Regions from separate parts of the Mus musculus genome. Here region 2 is linked to region 1. Evidence: chromatin loops called from intact Hi-C (ENCODE). Cell type or tissue: left cerebral cortex. All regions are shown on one strand. Each heading gives the region's core, and the rest is flanking DNA. Links, peaks and the distances in the headings are about the cores only. Region 1 overlaps B3gat2 (beta-1,3-glucuronyltransferase 2 (glucuronosyltransferase S)). Region 2 overlaps Fam135a (family with sequence similarity 135, member A).

Region 1 (9,617 bases), core at 790-8,789:
ACATATCCTGATTTATTATGATTTACCATGTTTAATTTTAGTAACTATATTTTCAACATCTTAGCCTTTATTCCATCAGTAAAGAACATACAATAGTGGTCCTTTGATCAGGAGAATGTATTTAACCTCTACTACTTTGTAATATTGTTTATTAATTGAGGGCTCATCATATCCTAGTTGTTTTTCCTTCCTTCTGCTTGTTTATTGATGACCATATCCACCTGTATTCCTCTATACATCACTGAACTTTGTATAAGGACAGTGGAATAGAAAGATAGAGAATCAGTATGAATGATTTTTCAAATATTTAATTCTTTTACTTAGTGCAAGGAATTATTAAATATTTGAAGATTGAGTCTTAATTTTGAAAAATTTAGGTAATCCTTTGTGGTTAGGCATGGTTGTAGTTATGTGGGTTTTAAAGTATTGTATCAAACAAATAAAATAATGCATTTCAAGATGACATTTTTCATATATTATTGGTCATACAGCCTGCTGTTACTACCTGTTTTTTCCCCAACATTCTATCCCAGTGACCCTATGGCTTTTACAGAAATGTGGTTTCCAGACAGGTCAGACAGCTCACTAGTCTAGGGATCAGAAGACTGTTGCATAGTTAAGTCGTACAAACATAGCTACTGAACTAGATGATCCACACTGAGGAGGCCCTCAGGATCAGCCTTCCATCTCTACCCCAGCACCTGAAGACAGATATCATGTTTCAGGGGACAGAAACCAACAACATGCAAACATTCTTTAAAAACATCTAGGACAATGTGATCATAATAATGAATCTTTATCTGTCTTTTTCAAATACTGAAAATTAGAAACTGATCTTCAGAATAGATTAAAACAATTTCTGTGAGACCTGTCGAAGGTGGTGAGCAATGACAGCATGTTTTAAAATCCATTGGGAGCTTGTGTTTACTGAAGTGTGAGGTTGAAATGTTTCAATTAAGAGGTTATTAAGAATTGGGTTTTCAATAATTTTGTGTATGTGTAGTAATAAGGAATATTTATGGGAATGATATCAAGAGCTTACCATTAAAAGACCATATAATGAGAAGTCTAGGATAGAGAGCCTCTGGAGCTGCTATATTGTGTGTGTGTGTGGCATGAGTGTAGGTAAAACAATCAGTGATTTTAAAAAGTATGTCTTCAGGCCATTGTGAGTGGTGTGCTCCCATTTGTCCAGGAGCGGCTGGAGTTATGCCTGAAACCAGAAGTCTACTTCTGGAGAGGAAGCAACACCGAAGTGTTCTCTTTAGGATGGGGAGTCGGTTCTAGAGTAGCAAGGAACACAGTGTTTTCTTTTGAATTGTTCTTATTTTTAAAAAATAAAATTTTAAAATAGCTCCCTGTTTCCTGTAACTAAGAGATTCTATATTGACAGAAGTGTGCATTCCTTTCAGATGGTCCTGCTGAGGCACCCGTGACCAATGGAAACCCAGCCACAGCGCCAGCCCTGAGTGATGATCTGGACATTTTTGGACCAATGATTTCTAACCCTTTACCTGCAGCTGTCATGCCCCCGGCTCAGGTAAGCAGCAAACCGTGTTCTCTCTTGGTGACATCTCTGCTTGAAAAGCTTCACAAGTTTAACTTTGAAATTGTTGTCCCTGAGCTGAAAACTTATGCTTTAGGCCAGCATTCAGCAAGCTCATCTTGCAATTTTATTTTGTTTAGACAGATAGTTTTATTCAAACACAGCCATTTCTATTGATTTATAGTTTTCAGCTACTTTGGTGACATAGCTGTAGAGATGGTTACAGTAGAGTCTGTTATGACCCATACAAGCAGACTTTACCATTCTTAAAAATTTATGAGAACAACAATTTAGAATATATGTATGGGGGTATGTGAGACAACCTTCAATCTGACCTTAATTCACAAGCCCGTATTATTAACATTGTTGATGCTAATATATTTGATTCTATAAGTTCTGGCAAATTAAATGTTTGTATCTTTCTGAAGGTAAAATATATTTTAAGCTAGTCTTAAAATGAACCTTGCTATTTTTGAATGATTAAATAAAAACCATTGAATACAGCAGTAAGATTTTTAAAGTACTAATGGTTAAGAAATTCAGTTATTTTTGTGACATTACATAGAGTTTCCTTCAGATGAAACATTAACTTTCAAGGTTCAGTTTAAAGTCACTTGGAAGCCTGCTACAAACACTCTCACTCCCTATTACACTGGAACACTACAGATAGCCAGTTGGTTTCCTGGAAAACATTTGAGATGAAGTACTTCTTTTCTATATGAAAAGGGGAGCCACATCTGAGTTGTGTGGATGTAAAGATTTTCATAACTGTCCATGTGTCAGGAAGACTAATAATGTTTTATTATGTATATTTTCGTTATTAAAGTAACTGTGTACTTGCCTTGAATTTAACAAGTAAATTTCTTGGGAATTAGTTAGGCTACAGTCATCATCAACTTTGAGTATAGCAATAGTGTGTGTTTCAGGAAAGGTAGCTAGCTCAGTGGTATCTCTGGCCTTTTTAGTCCTTATGGCCCTCATGTGAAAACAGGGACTGAGGGGACTGTGGAGATACAAGCATGAGATACCTGCAAGCATGAGGTCATGAGTTCTGATCCCCAGCACCCACATAAAATGGGCCCAGCTGCATATGCCTATAACCTCAGTGCTGGGAGTGGTAGAGAGACAGGTAGATTCCTGAAACTTGACTGGCTAGCCAGCTGGAAAGCCCCAAGCTCTAACCTTAATGCTAATCAAGTTCTAGCCAGTTGGCAAGTTACAAAGACAAACTGTTGTGCCTTGTGTTTGCTGATTAGGCACTCATAGGATGGTAAGGTTTTTTCTTTTCTTCCTTTTTAAAGAAGCCTTGTTTGCACGCACACACACACTCAAGGAGTCTGAGAGAGAACATGAACTTCCCCCAGAACTGGAGGAGGTCGTGAGCTGCCATGTAGGTGCTGGGGAAGTTAACATGGGTCTTCCAGGAGAGCCGCAAATGCTCTCTTTTTTCCCTGCATCTTTTTATTCTACATACTTTCAATTCAGAACAAACTAAAACAAACAATAAATGCACAATACCCAACCCGCTATTCTGTGAGAGGGAACTTTCCTGCCTTAAGGCACAAGGGCAGAATAGAAGAGATCTTCTAGATTTGAGCCTTGAGAGTAAATGCTCTTAACCATTGATGTGTCTCTCCAGCCCCAACATGGTTCATTTTAAAAATCATATCTTAATTCTTTTCTTGAACACTATTTATAAACCAAAATTATGCCAGTTGTAGGCTCTGTAATTACAGAGCCCTGTAAGATAATTTATGATAAGAATTACCTATTATCCAAACTACATGCTAAGATTAAAATCCAAATACATTTTCAAAATACTGCCTTTGCCAATAAAGTATAACTTAGATGTATGTCTCCATATGAGTCCTGAAAGGGTGAAAGTTGCTAATTCTGGTAGGATTTTAGTATATGAAGTTAAGCTGTAATTGAGTTTAAGTACCAAGATAATGTATTACTCTGAACCCTATTTGACTTTTGCTGTTTTCTGAGCATATGTAAATTTTAGTCAGAGATTTACCCATGTATAAAAACAGCTTGGGTTTACCATCGACTTGGAAATAGCTGACCAGAGTGTACAGTAGATGGTGGGAGGAACTGGGTTCAGCAGTCCTTTTCTATCTATATACACCAGGAAGGGAGGGAGTGGGGAGACAGACAGAATATGAATATATGCGAATGAATATGTACAAGTGCTGATACCAGCCCTGGGATTCTGGAAAATCCAGAAAGCCTGAGTTATAAAACAACAGGCACTCTGAAGGTGAAATGATAGCACACACACCCCAGTAAACTACCAGATTTCAGGTGCTTGCTAGGCATGCCACTGAGGCTGGCCATTAGCTAGTATCTATGCTGAAGTAGATGTTCATATTTACTTATATAATATTTAGACCATGAGGCTGTTCTTTAGACTGTTCTACTATGAAACCAAAATTAGTATTTCCCTAAACATTTGGGCTTTTTGATTATGTCTCATTCATCATGAATGAAACCCAAGGTGCTGAGTAGATTCTGGTGTTGCATAGAAGCGACGTGTTGGAAGGGCCATATGGTAATGTCATTTTGTTATCACTGTTAATTCCATTACAAAGCACCCGTGGTAACGAAGCCTGTCCTCATTTTGTAGGACAGAGTCAGGCGACATATAAATCCCAAGAATGAGGATTAGCGATCCAGTCCGGCCCAGCTGGTCAGGGTCCACTCTATTGGCCGCTGGGGTGTATGCTTCTTCATTAGGAACTAAAGTATAGTCAGATTAAAAGACACTGTTAGGTTTCGTAGTCTGTCGTGTCTTACTTTTTTTCTTTTTTAAAGATTTATTTATTGATATGTATAAGTACACTGTAGCTGTCTTCAGATGCACCAGAAGAGGGCGTCAGATCTCATTATGGATGGTTGTGAGCCACCATGTGGTTGCTGGGATTTGAACTCAGGACCTTCGGAAGAGCAGTCAGTGCTCTTAACCTCTGAGCCATCTCTCCAGCCCCCATGTCTAATTTCTTACATATTTTAGAATTTTTGCAAAATAAGACAGCCTTTTCTATGTTTTTTACAAGTCTTGCTCAGTTAGTCAGAGTCAAAATATGGTTCTACCTATGTAGGTCTGAATCAAGTGCTTTGAGGGTAGTTTACAGCAGGACTGCGACTGGGCTCAGCCTCTGCTTGCTACCCACCTCTATCTGTAGTTCCGGAAGAGTAGGAGCCAGCATTTATTAGACTCCAGAAAAATCTTTTTTTTTTCATTATTTAAAACCAATGATTAAGGAAGAATGTCAATTGTGGTTATGTAAAACTATCTCTGTGTAAGATATAGAGGACTAATGGGAAACTTGTTTTATATTCAATATCTAAATTACTTGTATGATTTGCCTCTGAACAGCATGAAAGTTATGGCTGAATATAGGTAGCCAGTTTTCTGTACTTATTTTCTGGAGTAGATGCATTCTAGTATTGCTAAAATAGTTCTAGAATAGGTGTGTAAACATTGTACGGTATAGCTTTTGAAAAGATACAAGCTTTTAATCTCCCATTACAGAGCCTTTGCTTCTGCAAGGTGTAACATTCTTTATTCCAAGTGACGCTAGTTCTTGAGAGACGTGCTGGGGAGTCTTCAGACTGGATCTGCATGTTGTCATACCCTCTGTGTTCCAGGATGATGAGCAAAACTTGCTCTTTCCTGGCTGCTTAGCGTGGCTGTGGAGGAGCTCCGTGCTCCTTGGTCTTCACTACAGCTTATGTCGTGACATTTTTTCTGCATTCTAGATTATATGTGTGTGTGTGTGTGTGTGTGTGTGTGTGTGTGTGTGTGTGTGCTGGAAAATGATCTTCAGAGATGTCACCCTTTTCCTCTTATTATATACTACCAATTTCATAATTTTATGTGAACTTTAGTATTAGATAAGCTGTCCTTTGTAGAAATTAAGTTTCTGTTGGTGTTTTGCCCAGGGGACTGCCTCCGTACCAGCACCTGCTACCCTGTCTACCGTTACATCTGGGGACCTGGATCTGTTTACTGAGCAAACTACAAAGTCAGAAGAAGTAGCAAAGAAACAACTCTCCAAAGACTCCATCTTATCTCTGTATGGTACAGGAGCACAGCAAAGCACTCCTGGTAATTGATGTTGCGCTCCACTTGCACACAGTGACACGGTGTTGTAGAGTGCATCCTCTGAAATGACCTCAGTTACAGTTTTCTATGGTACCAGTGGATGCTTCTGTTGCAGCTTATAGAACTGAAATGAATGAAGCATCAGAATTAAACAATATAGGATTCACAGAACTTTATTCACTTGAGACATAACAAGTTGTTCACATATCATTTGATATTGTTCTACAAGTTTATAAGACAGGAGTTCAGGAATTAACTGGATTGGATTTACATGAATTTGACTTTGTGTAAACTCTTGTTTCCTCTGCAGTAAACAATTAAGCAGTCAGAACTATACATATGTATAATTATGCAAAACTTGGAACTGTCTTTCATTGTAGTGAAATATAAGCATATAATTATTCAGTTTTAATACATCAGACCCTTAGTTCCAAAATAAGCTTATTTCATATATAGGCTGAAACTGTGTGGCCACCCACCTACCTCTTCATAAAACAAAGAACCACTTCTCTCCCTGCCTGGTTGGGTTTTGTGAGAGCAGTGGTACCAGTCAGCAAGAGCAGCATGTCCTCTAGGCTGTGCGTCTGTCTGTGTCCTGGAGTAACAGCTCTGAAGGTTGAGGCATGGGTTGTTTTGAGTTTTCTGCCCCTTTCTCCGGAGAGGAGTGCAGCCATATAAAGAGCCTCTTCTTGACCTGTTCTTTTCTTTTTTTATTCATGGTTCTTACAATACAGGTGTGTTTATGGGACCCACAAATATACCATTTACCTCACAAGCACCGACTGCATTTCAAGGTTTTCCTTCCATGGGCGTCCCAGTGCCTGCAGCTCCCGGTCTTATAGGAAATATGATGGGACAGAATACTGGCATGATGGTGGGCATGCCCATGCACAATGGGTTCATGGGAAACGCACAGACTGGAGTGATGCCACTTCCTCAGAATGTTGTTGGCCCTCAGGGAGGAATGGTGGGACAAATGGGTGCACCACAGAGTAAGTTCGGCTTGCCACAAGCCCAGCAGCCTCAGTGGAACCTCTCACAGGTAAGGCTCTTGTAGCTTCTACCACCTTAACATCTAAGAAACCACATTTGTATATTGGGACTTTTATTTGTTTTGAACTCTAATGATGGAACAAAAGAAAGGGATAAGTTTGGCCAGATCCAAGTGTTTATAGATAAATGACTAGTTACTGTCCTTACTAAGACTATTCTATATATAAATGTTAGGACTTTCCTTTCCTCATTTCAGACTGTAACCAAGTTGTAATGGTGAACATGCCTGTACTAGCTAGAAGTAGTCTTATCTTGGGCAGCATCTAAGACATACCTCAGCTCCTACCTGTCAGGCTTGGTGCCAGCCATGCTTACTTGGCTCCTGGGTGGGATCTCTTCATAGTTCACTTAGACCAGAGTATCTTCACTGATAGTTTGCATCTTTTATTTTTTTTTATTAATTCTTATCAGTGAGATAGAAATCCAGCTTCATATTTTCAAAGCACAGTTTTATGAGGGATCAAGGCTGCCGCTGTCATGTGGTTACTGCCTGTTGATGTATGAGGAACATCCATTGGCTCAGGAATCCCCATGGTGAGAATGTAAACCCTGCTTCCCTCAGGTATTCACTGATAAATTCCATGTCTGTCTGGCTTAGGTTAGAGTAACATTTCTGCTGTTACCCCACATCAGAGGCTTTGACTTAGTGCTCATGGTCCCATTCCCATTCCTGCATGATGGTCCACCGAGCATCTCACAGGAACCAGGACCACTAAGACCCCTAGTTTACCTTCAGAACAATGTCTGCTAACTAACATTCACAGAATCACCGTGTATCTTACAAATGCTCGTGTGCTGTGACAGCTGCGGTTTATAGGTATATACGTACACACTGCTTATGCATTGGAAACCTCGGGAATGATGTCAGATACTAGGAACAGCTTTTCTGTGACCAGGATGCTCAGGCTCACATGACTCAGGTTAGAGTACAGGAGAGCCAGTGAAGAACAGCAAGGCCACAAGAGTGAGCAGAAGGGAAGATGGAAGCTACCTGTCTGTAGACACATGTGTGCTTATTATGTCTTGGGTTTTAAAAAAAATTTGCACAAAGAACACAGATAATGTTGAACATAGGTTTGAAACTATTTTAGGTAAATCCTGCATCTCTTGTTCCGTCACCAAACTGGGTAGTGGGAGAACTACTGTGCTAAGAGCCTGATAAATATACTGGATTTTAGCCTGAAAGAAAAGTACATGTAGTTGTTTATTGTATAGCATATAATGAAATTTAATTTTAGCTGTTTATGTTATTATAACATAAACCTAAAACATATGCTATATGACCTTTTTAATGTTTAGGAAGTATATTAAGGTCATTTAGGATGTTAATAGAGAGGTATGAGTATTTTGTAAATGTTAGGGTAATTTTAGATGTTTTACTTTCTAAAATGTCTCAGTCTTGGAGTCACAGAAGAGTGATGGTCTCAGATATAAACTCAAAGATTACTTTGATGTGTTTTCAGTTGTGGTTAATCTAGAAAGTGAACTAATTATGGATTACTTTATAAGTAACACCTAACTCAGAAAAAAGTAAGAAAAAAGTAACTGATTTCAGTAGAAAGACTTCAGTGTAGTCCACATCCAGTGTCTGGACTAATTTTCACATCTGATGAAGTGTCTGGCTGTAGCTAAGGAGTCAGGAGTGAAAAGAGGGTCCTCCTTGTAAACCAAGCCTTTTGTGTTTCGCAGATGAATCAGCAGATGGCTGCCATGAACCTCAGTAGTGCTAACGCTAGTGCAGGTTTTGGCCAGCCTCCCAGCACGACAGCAGGGTGGTCTGGAAGCTCATCGGGGCAGACGCTGAGCACACAGCTGTGGAAGTAAGAAGCTGTCACAGAGTTCCATCCAGAACCGACCCCAACATTCCTCGCTGCAAAGGCATCTAGTTCCCATTTATTCATGTACATAACGTATTTTTTCTTTCCCCCATTTGCTCACATTAAGAATGACCTGATTGACCGTGTTGGTCTGTGCTGATTAAATTGGATGTGAAAGCAGGTTGAGAAACCATCTGTGTGGAGGGCAGCTTTGCTCATACTCCCCATGATGTCCTAAGCCACATTGGGAAGCTGCTCAGTTAACTTGCATAATCAGTTTTATTTGCAAAATTATAGCTCTAACGTTTGCATATAAGGGAAGTAGTTATCATGTTAGTAATACCTCTAACAGTATAAACCCCACCCCCAAATTAGCCAGTAATCCTGTAGAAAGGTACTGTATGATCAAATGTTTAATCATATAAATAGAATGTAAATGTATCACTGAGCACTGTTTTCTAGTGTATCAAATTCTTTTATTCATCACTCACTCCACTGTGCTGTTGTTATGATGTGCTTAACAGGGAACGTGGTTAGTGAACGGAGATAAACCTGGATGCTACTGTAAAACTCAATGAAGGTTTCAGAATTCAAATTTCCATTGCCTCTTGTAATGTGGGCCTCTTCTCATGTACATAGTGCTAATATGAAGACCTTTTTCTGCACTATATGCACACAGGGTAACTAAAACAAAGCCACTTTTAATCCTTGAAGGTATATCCAGGTTTATGACAGTAATTGTGTTTACATTTTATGGTGCCTAGTATTGACAAAATGTTATTTCCCTATATTAAACAGATGAATCCACACACCTTTTTATTTGTGGGTTTTATTTCCTACAGTGTACACTGCCATCAGCTTTCCAAATAGTTCATGTTGTGAAGCCAAGAATTTAACTGGGAATATTTAATTGACAGAGTACTCCTCATCAGCTTCTAAAACCTGTCATTCTAGCAGTATTGAGATGGCTTGTGGGAGGGAGGGATGGAGGGAGGGAGGGAGGGAGGGAGGGAGCAGTGTGAGATACTTCGTTGTCCTTTTCAGTGACATGTGGCTTCACTCTACAAAACTCTTCCAGTTCAGAAAACAC
Region 2 (9,617 bases), core at 739-8,738, 170 kb before region 1:
AAGAAAGAGTTTGATTACATGTAAATACCAGTTGCCATTTTCCAGTGCTTTCAGTTATTCTATGCATGTAATATTAAATTTTGGAGAAAGTGTAAACCACTTCTAACATTTTCTTAGTTTCAAGTTGAAAAGACTACTTTCAAGTTACTTCAGGCTTGAAGTGTTCATTGTATTTAATTAGAATATGTACTAAAAGAACCAAAACAGTAATCCTTTGATAAAATCACTTAGATGACCCACGTAGTTTCTTGGTTTTTACAAATATTGCTGAGCCTCTTTTCCTACACTTCTCTAAGTTCATTATGTGCTCTTTTTGTTTCTAAGAACAAAGGGTGACTGATCTTTAGTAAAGGCTGTTTCCTATAACACTTCACTTCAGCTTCCTTCAGGCAAAAGAAGAGCTGAAGCAACTCAGACTGCCTGGTTTCATGTACAGTGATGTTCCTCTGCTGGCATCCTCAGCACCGTACTTCAGCATGGACGAAGAGGACGGCTCTGAGGACGGCGTGCATCTCATTGTCTGTGTCCATGGTCTAGATGGTATGTGCCAGCCATTGACACCTGCCATGGCAACTCTGTACCTTTTCCTAATAGGACAGTCAGTTTTCTGTAATCTTTGAACTTGAAAAGTGGTGAATTGCTAAAATTAATTGAATATTACATTTTGAAACAGATATACTGTACTTTACTAAATATAATGTTAGATTTTGATTTTTGTTCTTTTTAAAGTAAATTTGCTGCTGACTATATGTATGTATGTGTATATATAGTACATATACATATGTATGTATATGAATGATGATCTGACACTCATGTAAATGTTTTCATTGTAATTTTTTCGGTATTCTTGCTGATTTTATCAACCATAACCTTAGGACTGTCCCTTAACAGTTTCCTGTTCTCTTTCCCTTGCTTCTTAGGCCTGAGGGACTGGGAGGAAATTGGCATCCTTGCTAAGCTTAGGCAGCACTGACGTCATGCTGTAGCTTCACAGCAGCAGCAGGTTTTCCTTTCTAATTTTCCAAGCTAATAGAAAAACACCAACTATTTCTAGATTAATATGACATATTACTTTAATTCTACAACAAACTATTTTGTGGGATATAAAAATGTTAAATAAAGATCTTTTTTAAAAGACTCTAAAAGAAATAAAACATCTTCAATAACAATCTTTTAACCCTATCTTCAAATAATGTCATGTCAAAGAACTATCTGCAAAACAACATTTTTGACAGAATTATCTGGCAGATTTCCTTTATTGAAAATTTCACAACACAGACTGTCTTTATGTCACATAAATTGGTTCAGAATAATAGAAAAAAGATGGACTGCAGCCCATTCTTTGGTTATTCCAACTATGGTACCAAATCTGGTAACACCATCATACTCCCCTAAACAGACTATTTGATATGGTAAATAAAACTCTAGCTTGTAGCATTAATATTAAATTATTATAACAAATTTTCTATGTCCAGAATACAGCAATAAATATAAAGAAATTTCTTTACAGTATAGTACATAAGTAAATTAATATGAATAATTGATGAGATACAAGAACCATTCCCAGTGAATATGAAGTATGAACTAAACATTAGGTAGTAAGGAGAACTACTCTCCAGCCCGTAGTTGTGATTAATTGGATGTGTTTCTAAGCCATGGAAGTCTTACATTTAATAGTGAAAATTAGAGGTATCCATTTTAAAATTAGAAATAAAAAAGAATAACATCTCAATAATTGATAATGAAGTACCAAACAGTAGATATTAGAAGGGTAAAATAAAATTGAGCACCTGATAATAGCATGTATACATTCCTAGCAAACCAAAGGAATCTGAAAAATCTACTAATTTTAAAGGCGTTCTATATTTTATATCTGTATATTTTATTTCTCTCTTTAAATATGCCTACTGATGTATTTTTACGTAATGGTTATTAAACTGTAGCCACCGAAGGAAGGTCAACAGACTAAACATAAATATAAATACATTCAAAATTTATTACATTACCTAGGGCAGTAATGGAGAGCAACTCACTCGTTGACTGCTGTTAGTCTGTAAAGGGCTGTGCTGTTTGGTAGATACGTGAACCAAACTTCTTAAGAACTCAACCGTTAAAGGATATCGGCTGAAAACTCTTTTACACAACACATTGTCTGTCAGCAAATGGATTAAGACAAGAACTTTCTGTTTCCAAAAACCGTGAAAGTGCATGATTGTATGCGTGACACCTTTTCCTCCTCCTCCTCATCTTTAAACATTGCTTTTCATTTTCTAGGAAACAGTGCAGATCTCCGACTAGTAAAAACATACATTGAACTTGGACTGCCTGGGGGAAGAGTTGATTTTCTTATGTCTGAGAGAAACCAGGTACAATAAGGCGGTATTTTCAGTGGCAGCAAACATTTTTGTGCCAGTTCCTACATTTTGCTTGCTACACAATGCCTGTGGTCTTACAAACACTTCTGACTTTTGTGAAATTACCATCAGTTCATAGACAAAGGACATACATTCTGACTTAGGAGTTCTCTTTGTGCGTAAAACATTTTAGAGTTCACATTTCTGTACAAAAGTTTTATTAATTAAGTCATTATTGGAGGCCCTGTGTTTAATCCTACTAGCCTAAGACATAGCTAAATGAAGCAAGTGCTATTACAGGTACTGAGACTCCTTTCCCTTAGAAACTTTCTTGTTCACTTTAATATAATGAATTCTACAATCACTAACTTGCCTTAAAGTGAACTCAACTATATTGATAAAACCTAAATTTAAAAAAAAATGTATGATTGTATTTCATGTTATGGTATATTTTAGTATATAACATGTTCTCCTCTTGTTTAGAATGATACTTTTGCTGATTTTGACTGCATGACTGATCGCCTTTTGGATGAGATCATACAGTATATTCAGATATATAGTTTAACAGTCTCAAAAATAAGGTAACATTATTACACTGTCTATTTTTATATTTCTGTGACTTAAAGAACAAAACAGTCTGTAGTACTGTCAACCTAATCTGCTCAGCTGATAACAAGACTGTGGTGCTGTGGAGAGAGCCAACATCCATGTACTGTCCTCTGTCTTCCACATGCACACATATACATCATACATACATACATACATACATACATACATACATACAAAATAACTTATGATCGTGTAGTGAATTACAAGAACCTATAACTATATCTTAGAACTAGGAAAATTGGCTCAGTTGGTAAATTGCTTTGTATCTTGCTATGCAAGAATGAGGATCTAAGTTCAGATCCCCAACACCATGTAAACGCCAGGCACAATGGTGCACATCTGTCAGTCTAGTGCTGGGGACCAGAGACAAGTAAGTGGTTCCTGGAACATGCTGGCCAGTCTGTCTAGTCAGTTTGTGAGCTCTGGGTTCATTGAGAGACCCTGTCTCTAAAGAAGTAAAATGGAAAACAATAAAAGAGTATAGTTGATGTTAATCTCTGGCCTTTACACATGTATGCACATATATGAACCTGTATGTATATGCACAGAAACATGTACACGTGCACTCACCATTGAGGAAAGGTTATATTATTGTATAGAATGTTCAGAATAAATTTTAGGGACAGAAACTAGGTGAGTAGTAGCAGGTACTGTTCCCGTGCCGAGAGCCAGCAGTTTTCCCCAGACTGAAGTGACGGCTGTCTGAGGACACGCAAATGCTGACTACCGTCATTTGGTGATGAGACATTACATACATGATTTGAACCAAAACATTGGAACCTACAGATACATAGTGGTAATACATGTTGGTTAACATTTTAAATTATTTTTCCTTAAATTTTTGGTGTATGTGTGCATGCACATGCATGTATATTCACACACAGAGAGGCCAGAGGATAGCCGCAGGTGTCCATTCTCAGGCACTGTTTGAGACAGGCTTTCTCCCTAGCCCTGACCTCACCAAGTAGACCAGAGTGGTTAGCTGCAAACACACCCCAGAAGTCCATCTGTCCCTACCTCTCCAGCACCTGAGATGCAAGGAAGCACCCACATGCACATCTTGTTTTGTTTTTTGTAGTGGAATGTATTTACTCTGTGTTTTTTTTTTGGGGGGGGGGGGTGCCATAGCATCCAGCATACGTGGGTGACTGCAGGGCAGTTAGCCAGAGTCAGTTTCCATCATGGGACTGCTGAGAGGTTGCATTCCCAGCATGTTCTTTGAGATGTGCGTTTAATGACTGAACTCTGGTCCTCACCTTCCTAGACAAGCACTTGGGCAACTACACTATCTCCTCATTCCATTACTTTTAAACTCTCAACAGCATAAGAGCAGCAAATAGATAATTTCTTACAAGTTGTCTTGTCTTTTATATGTACAATTTCATTGTTATATTTGAGGCTTAACAAATAAATAATTTGGAAAAGTTAGGACCGAGTTATTATATGACTATTTCTTAAAGATTTCCATTGCGTATACAAATGTTTTATCTTCATGAGAGTGTGTGTGTGTATGTGTGTGTGTGTGTGTGTGTGTGTGTGTGTGTGTGAGATCTGTCTGCCTGTGACCATGAAAGCTGGAGGAGAGCACCAGAGCCCCAAGACCTGGAAGCACACACACACCTGGAGGCTGTAGTGCAGCGGCCAGGATCTGAGCCAGGCTCCTCTGCAAGAGCAATAAGTACGTTTAACTGCTGAGCCGTCTGTGACCCATCCAACCTCTACAAATAGTTTTTTAATTTTTTTAAAGATTCATTTATTTATTATATGTAAGTACACTGTAGCTGTCTTCAGACACACCAGAAGAGGGCGTCAGATCTCTTTACGGGTGGTTGTGAGCCACCATGTGGTTGCTGGGATTTGAACTCAGGACCTTCAGAAGAGCAGTCAGTGCTCTTAACCATCTCTCCAGCCTATACAAATATTTTTAAATATATTTATTTCTACACAGTTACTCATTATGATAGGTGTTATAAAATGTATTTCTTATCATAATTTAGATCCAATTCTTATATTTTTATAAGTTAAAGTATTTCAAGTATTAAACTATAATTTAATCTCAAAATTCATAATATTTCAAAATAATCTCTTGTGTATCAGATTTGAGGGTTTTTCTTACTTTGTGTCTCTCTTTAAAATGAATATTGTATGATAAATACATTTTTCTGTTTCTTTCTTACAGCTTTATTGGACATTCGTTAGGCAATTTAATAATCCGTTCAGTGCTTACAAGGCCAAGGTTTAAATATTACCTCAGCAAACTTCATACCTTTCTCTCTCTTTCTGGACCTCATCTTGGTACACTCTACAACAGCAGTGCTCTCGTCAATACAGGTAGAAAGGTTTGTTACTGTGTATTAAAAAAATGTGACATAGATAATTTTAGGATTTTTTGCTATTTATATTTAGAGCCAATTTGTCACATAACCTGAACTCTCATAAAATAGAAAATAAAGCTCATTTTTTATCTTGTATATAAGAATACTGTTATAACAGTTACTTACAGATCTTCCCTACTAGCCAGCTGGCCACTTTTCAGAGCTTTAATTATAAAAGCATAATGGAGGACTGGAGAGATGGCTTGGCACTTCAGGACGTGTTGCTCTTGCGGAGAATCCAAGTGTGATTCTCAGCACTCATGTGATTTCTCACTCACACCAAGTCTAGGGACTTTCAACAGACATGCATGCAGTGCACACATCTATATGCAGGCAAGCATTTATACTCAACAAACTAAATACATCAATAAAAAGTAAAAAAGCATAACTCTAGGATTAAAGGTTATGTGTCATATTGCCAAACCAATATAAAAAGTTATTAAGATGTGACAGGTCCTTAGTTTACCTATAGGTTGATTTAATTTTTCCCTTGGATTTTTTTAATATGATAGCTTAGTCAGATCCCCACTGTAAAAATACATTTAAAATTTCATTGATGAATCATTCCAGTTTCTTTGTACCCATTTCCAACCAGTCGTTTCAAATTGTCACTAGAAGATGTCGATGAGTCATTCATTCCAAGTGCTGTTTAAATTAAGTCTGTTTACCTTCCTTGTAACTACCTTCTCACTAAAAGTCCAGCGCATGGACATTTGGGTCTACTGTGGTTAAAGTTTTGCTCTCTGTGTTTTATACTTTTAAGTTGGCTGCCTAAAGGTGGACTCATCCCAAGTTTGCTGTTTGTATACTACTATATATTCTGTCACTGTGCCTCCATGAACCACCATTAAGCAATACATGTAAAGATGTTTATCAGAGAGTAAAGTAGTTGGCAAATACATTTTTATTAACCAACAAAATGTTAATTATTAAATGTTATTTTTAATGAGTATATATTAACATTAATAAATTTATGTATTACTACCTTCCCATATGTGCTCACATATCATATTCAACTTTCTAGGTCTCTGGTTTATGCAGAAATGGAAAAAATCAGGCTCTCTTTTACAGTTGACATGTCGAGATCATTCAGACCCTCGCCAAACATTTTTATATAAGCTTAGTAATAAAGCGGGTGAGTATGTCACAGCAGTTTAGAAGATAAGCTTCTGAGCTAACAGACTGTCAGATGTCTCTGGCGACAGAACTGTATCATTCTGGCATAATTTTGGAAAGAAATAGCAGAATCTAATGCTAAACTATTAAAGTAGTTCTTAATTTCTTGATAGGATTATGGCTTTAACAAGCTGTACAGAACTTTAAAATTTGCATGTGTGTGTAGGCAGGGTGGACACATGCATGCCACAACACACATTTGAAAGTCAAGGACAATATGGTGGAATTGTGGGTCAGCAAGCACTTTTACCTGACCAGCTGTCTCACCAACCCTATTAGTCAGGACTGTCTAGCGCTGTCTCTGTCCATCACTGTGATCTTCTAGCTGTCCCCCACCACAGCCTTCAGCCTTTTTTATAAACTGCCAGATATTTTTCTTTTTTGTTTCTTGTCTGTTAAACATGTTTTTAAAATGTCAGAAATTGCACTTTCTTTGGGGATAGAGTGCTAAATGTTTCGTCTTTCCTCTTCCCTTTGAAAGCATGTTTCCCCTCTCCAACTCCTCCCTAATGCTTCCCACCTCCCTACTCACCCAGCTGTGTGTTCTTTTTCCTCTTTCTTTCAAAACACAAAAACACTGCAGAAACACAGAAATGAAGATGAGAACAGACTGTTAGGACCCACACCCACCCCACCCCCGGAAAAAAAAAAGTAAAAAATACATTAAAATTTTTTTTAAAAAATTAAGTTTGTTGTGTGTTGGCCAACTACTCCTGGGCCTGGGACTTGCCCTGAGCTGTGGATATCTAGTGGGACTCCACTGATTTTCCTGTTTGTCAGCAAGTATCAACTACACTTAGCTTCTTGGTTAGAGTCAAGAGCTTGTGCCCACTGTGTCCTCTCAGCAATGTGTCTCTGTACAGGCCTTGTGTGTGCTGCCACCATCTCTGTGACTTCTTATGTGCATCAATCCTGCCGTGCAAATACTGTTTGCTCGGAGTCATCCATCACTTTTGGCGTGTAGAATCATTCTCTTCCACATAGATGCCTGAGCATTGAGGGATGGGGTTTGATGTAGACATCTTATTTATGACTTCGCGCTCCAAATTCTCTCACTCTGCACATTGTCCAATTGTGGGTCTCTGTGTTAATTCACTACAAGAAGAAAAGTTAATTCTGCTGAAAGAAGATTTTTAATGTGGTTTGAGTGAGGTACCCACCTATGCATATAGGTGCATATAGCAAAACATCTGCAGAATAATAGTGTTGGGGGAGCTGGTGAGATGGCTCAGTGGTTAAGAGCGCCGACTGCTCTTCCAAAGGTCCTGAGTTCAAATCCCAGCAGCCACATGGTGGCTCACAACCATCCGTAACGAAATCTGATGCCCTCTTCTGGAGTGTCTGAAGACAGCTACAGTGTACTTACATAAAATAAATAAGTAAATAAATCTTTTTAAAAAAAAAAAAGAAGAAGAATAGTGTTGGGTTTCCCTTAGTCTTGTGACCTATCTAATCTCAGGATATCAGCCACTATAGCAGTGGCATATATAGGTTCTAACAAGGAATGGGCCTTAAATTCAAACAGAAAGTGATGGTTACCCACTTAACATTTGTGCCATTATTGCACAAGTACATCTCACAGCAGGTTGCTGTTGTGGGTTATAGAATGTGTAGTTGGGAGATACTGAGGCTTTTCTTTCTCTGGTGGGATGCAGAATACCTTAAAATACCAGGAATACTGGTCAGTAGAGACGAAGCCTCTAGCTTGGCACCAGCTCAACAACTCTGCACTTGAGTGTTGTCTTCAACAATAGGGCCTTACCATCAGGTTATGGGGGGCGTCCAATAGCCTGTGATGTTGTGTAGGAGTTGGTGAATGACTCAAGATTTAACCCATTTCTGACGTTGGAGGTTTTACTTGGTAGCCAAAGATACCTAGTTGGGGTGTTGTTGAGTGGCTCAGTTCTCCTTGTTGCTATGTGTATATCCTCTGCAGAGCTGCAAAGTAGGTTTCCATTTGGATTTTAAATGGTCTTCAATGTGTTCTGTTCCCTCTATATTCCATCCTTTGCTCTTCTCTTCATCCCCTTCCTCCTTAGCCGTGCATTCTAGTTTCTCCCTTATCTCTCCCATGGCACTGTATCTAATGACCCTTCCTTGGAGGATCTTCTCTTGCCTGGTACCTTACTAAGTACCTAACCTCTGTGTTTATATGGGTTACAGAACACATCGAAGCTTAAAAGCCAACATTCACATGTAAGAGAAAATACACAACAGTTGTCTTTTGAGGTTTGGGTTACTTCACCCAGGATGATTTTTTTAAAAAATATATATAGCTACGTTCATTTACCTGTGAGTTTTATTTCTCTTAAGAGCTGAATAATACTTCACTGTGTAAACATACCACATTTTATTTATCCATTCATCCACTGATGGGTATCTGGTCTGAATATAATTTCTGGCTTTTATGAAGAGACCAGCAATAGCATGGTTAAGCAAATGACTCTATGGTGGGATGAAGCATCCTTGGATATATATATATTTAAGAGTGATATATCTAGACCTTGATGTAGACCTGTTCCCAACTTCCTGAATACTGCCTGCACTGATTTCCGAAGTGGCTGCACACATTGTCACTCTCAACAGCAATGCTTGAGTGTTCTGATTTCCCCACACCCTTACCACCACATGCTGTCATTTGTTTTATTGATCTTGGCCATTCTTACTGTGGTAAGATGAAATCTCAAAGTTTTGATTTGCATTTCCCTGGTTACTAAAGATGTTGAACATTTTTGTTCTCAGATTTATGTTTCCTCTTTTGAGAACTCTCTTATTTAGTTCTGAACTCCATTTTAAATGAAGTTACTTTTCTTCTTAATGTTCTTCTTTTAGTTCCTTATATACTTTAGATATTAGCATGCTACAGGGGTGTAGTTAATTAAAAAAAAAAATCTTTTTCCTATTCTATAGTCTGTTGCTTTGTCCAGGTCATGTTCTTTGTCATACAGCAGTTTTTCAGTTTCATGAGATCCTGTTTATTAATTGTTGGCCTATGCTATTGGTGTTCTGTTCAAAATATCCTTTCCATGCCAATGAGTTCAAGCCTAATCGTCACTTTCTCTCCTATTAGATTCAGGGTATCTGCTCTTATACTGAGGTCCGA

Evidence for each region. A loop is a pair of places that touch in the nucleus more often than their neighbours do. Peaks named below come from ENCODE experiments on the same cell type or tissue, not always from the same donor. Only the 100,000 strongest peaks of a DNase experiment are listed, where the experiment ranks them.
Region 2: it touches region 1 in a loop (2.1-fold over the local background); 2 of 42 quality-filtered maps call a loop at or near these places.

What each region holds. Positions count from the first base shown.
Region 1 is chr1:23,845,346-23,854,962 of GRCm38, reverse strand. B3gat2 (beta-1,3-glucuronyltransferase 2 (glucuronosyltransferase S)) reads right to left here. Exons shown (of 4, transcript NM_172124.2): 4 at 7,098-9,617. Smap1 (small ArfGAP 1) reads left to right here. Exons shown (of 10, transcript NM_028534.3): 7 at 1,413-1,540; 8 at 5,495-5,660; 9 at 6,392-6,699; 10 at 8,400-9,338. The coding sequence ends at 8,534. Among named protein-coding and RNA genes, the nearest start is that of Smap1, 72 kb to the left of the region's middle. In left cerebral cortex, for the core only: no CTCF peak of the experiment used is centred there; DNase peaks (open chromatin) are centred at 3,682, 5,209 and 8,501.
Region 2 is chr1:24,017,531-24,027,147 of GRCm38, reverse strand. It overlaps Fam135a (family with sequence similarity 135, member A), which reads left to right. Exons shown (of 21, transcript NM_026604.4): 15 at 380-540; 16 at 2,275-2,366; 17 at 2,838-2,935; 18 at 5,143-5,294; 19 at 6,363-6,473. Among named protein-coding and RNA genes, the nearest start is that of Sdhaf4, 17 kb to the right of the region's middle. In left cerebral cortex, for the core only: a CTCF peak has its summit at 4,755 (motif pointing right); no DNase peak of the experiment used is centred there.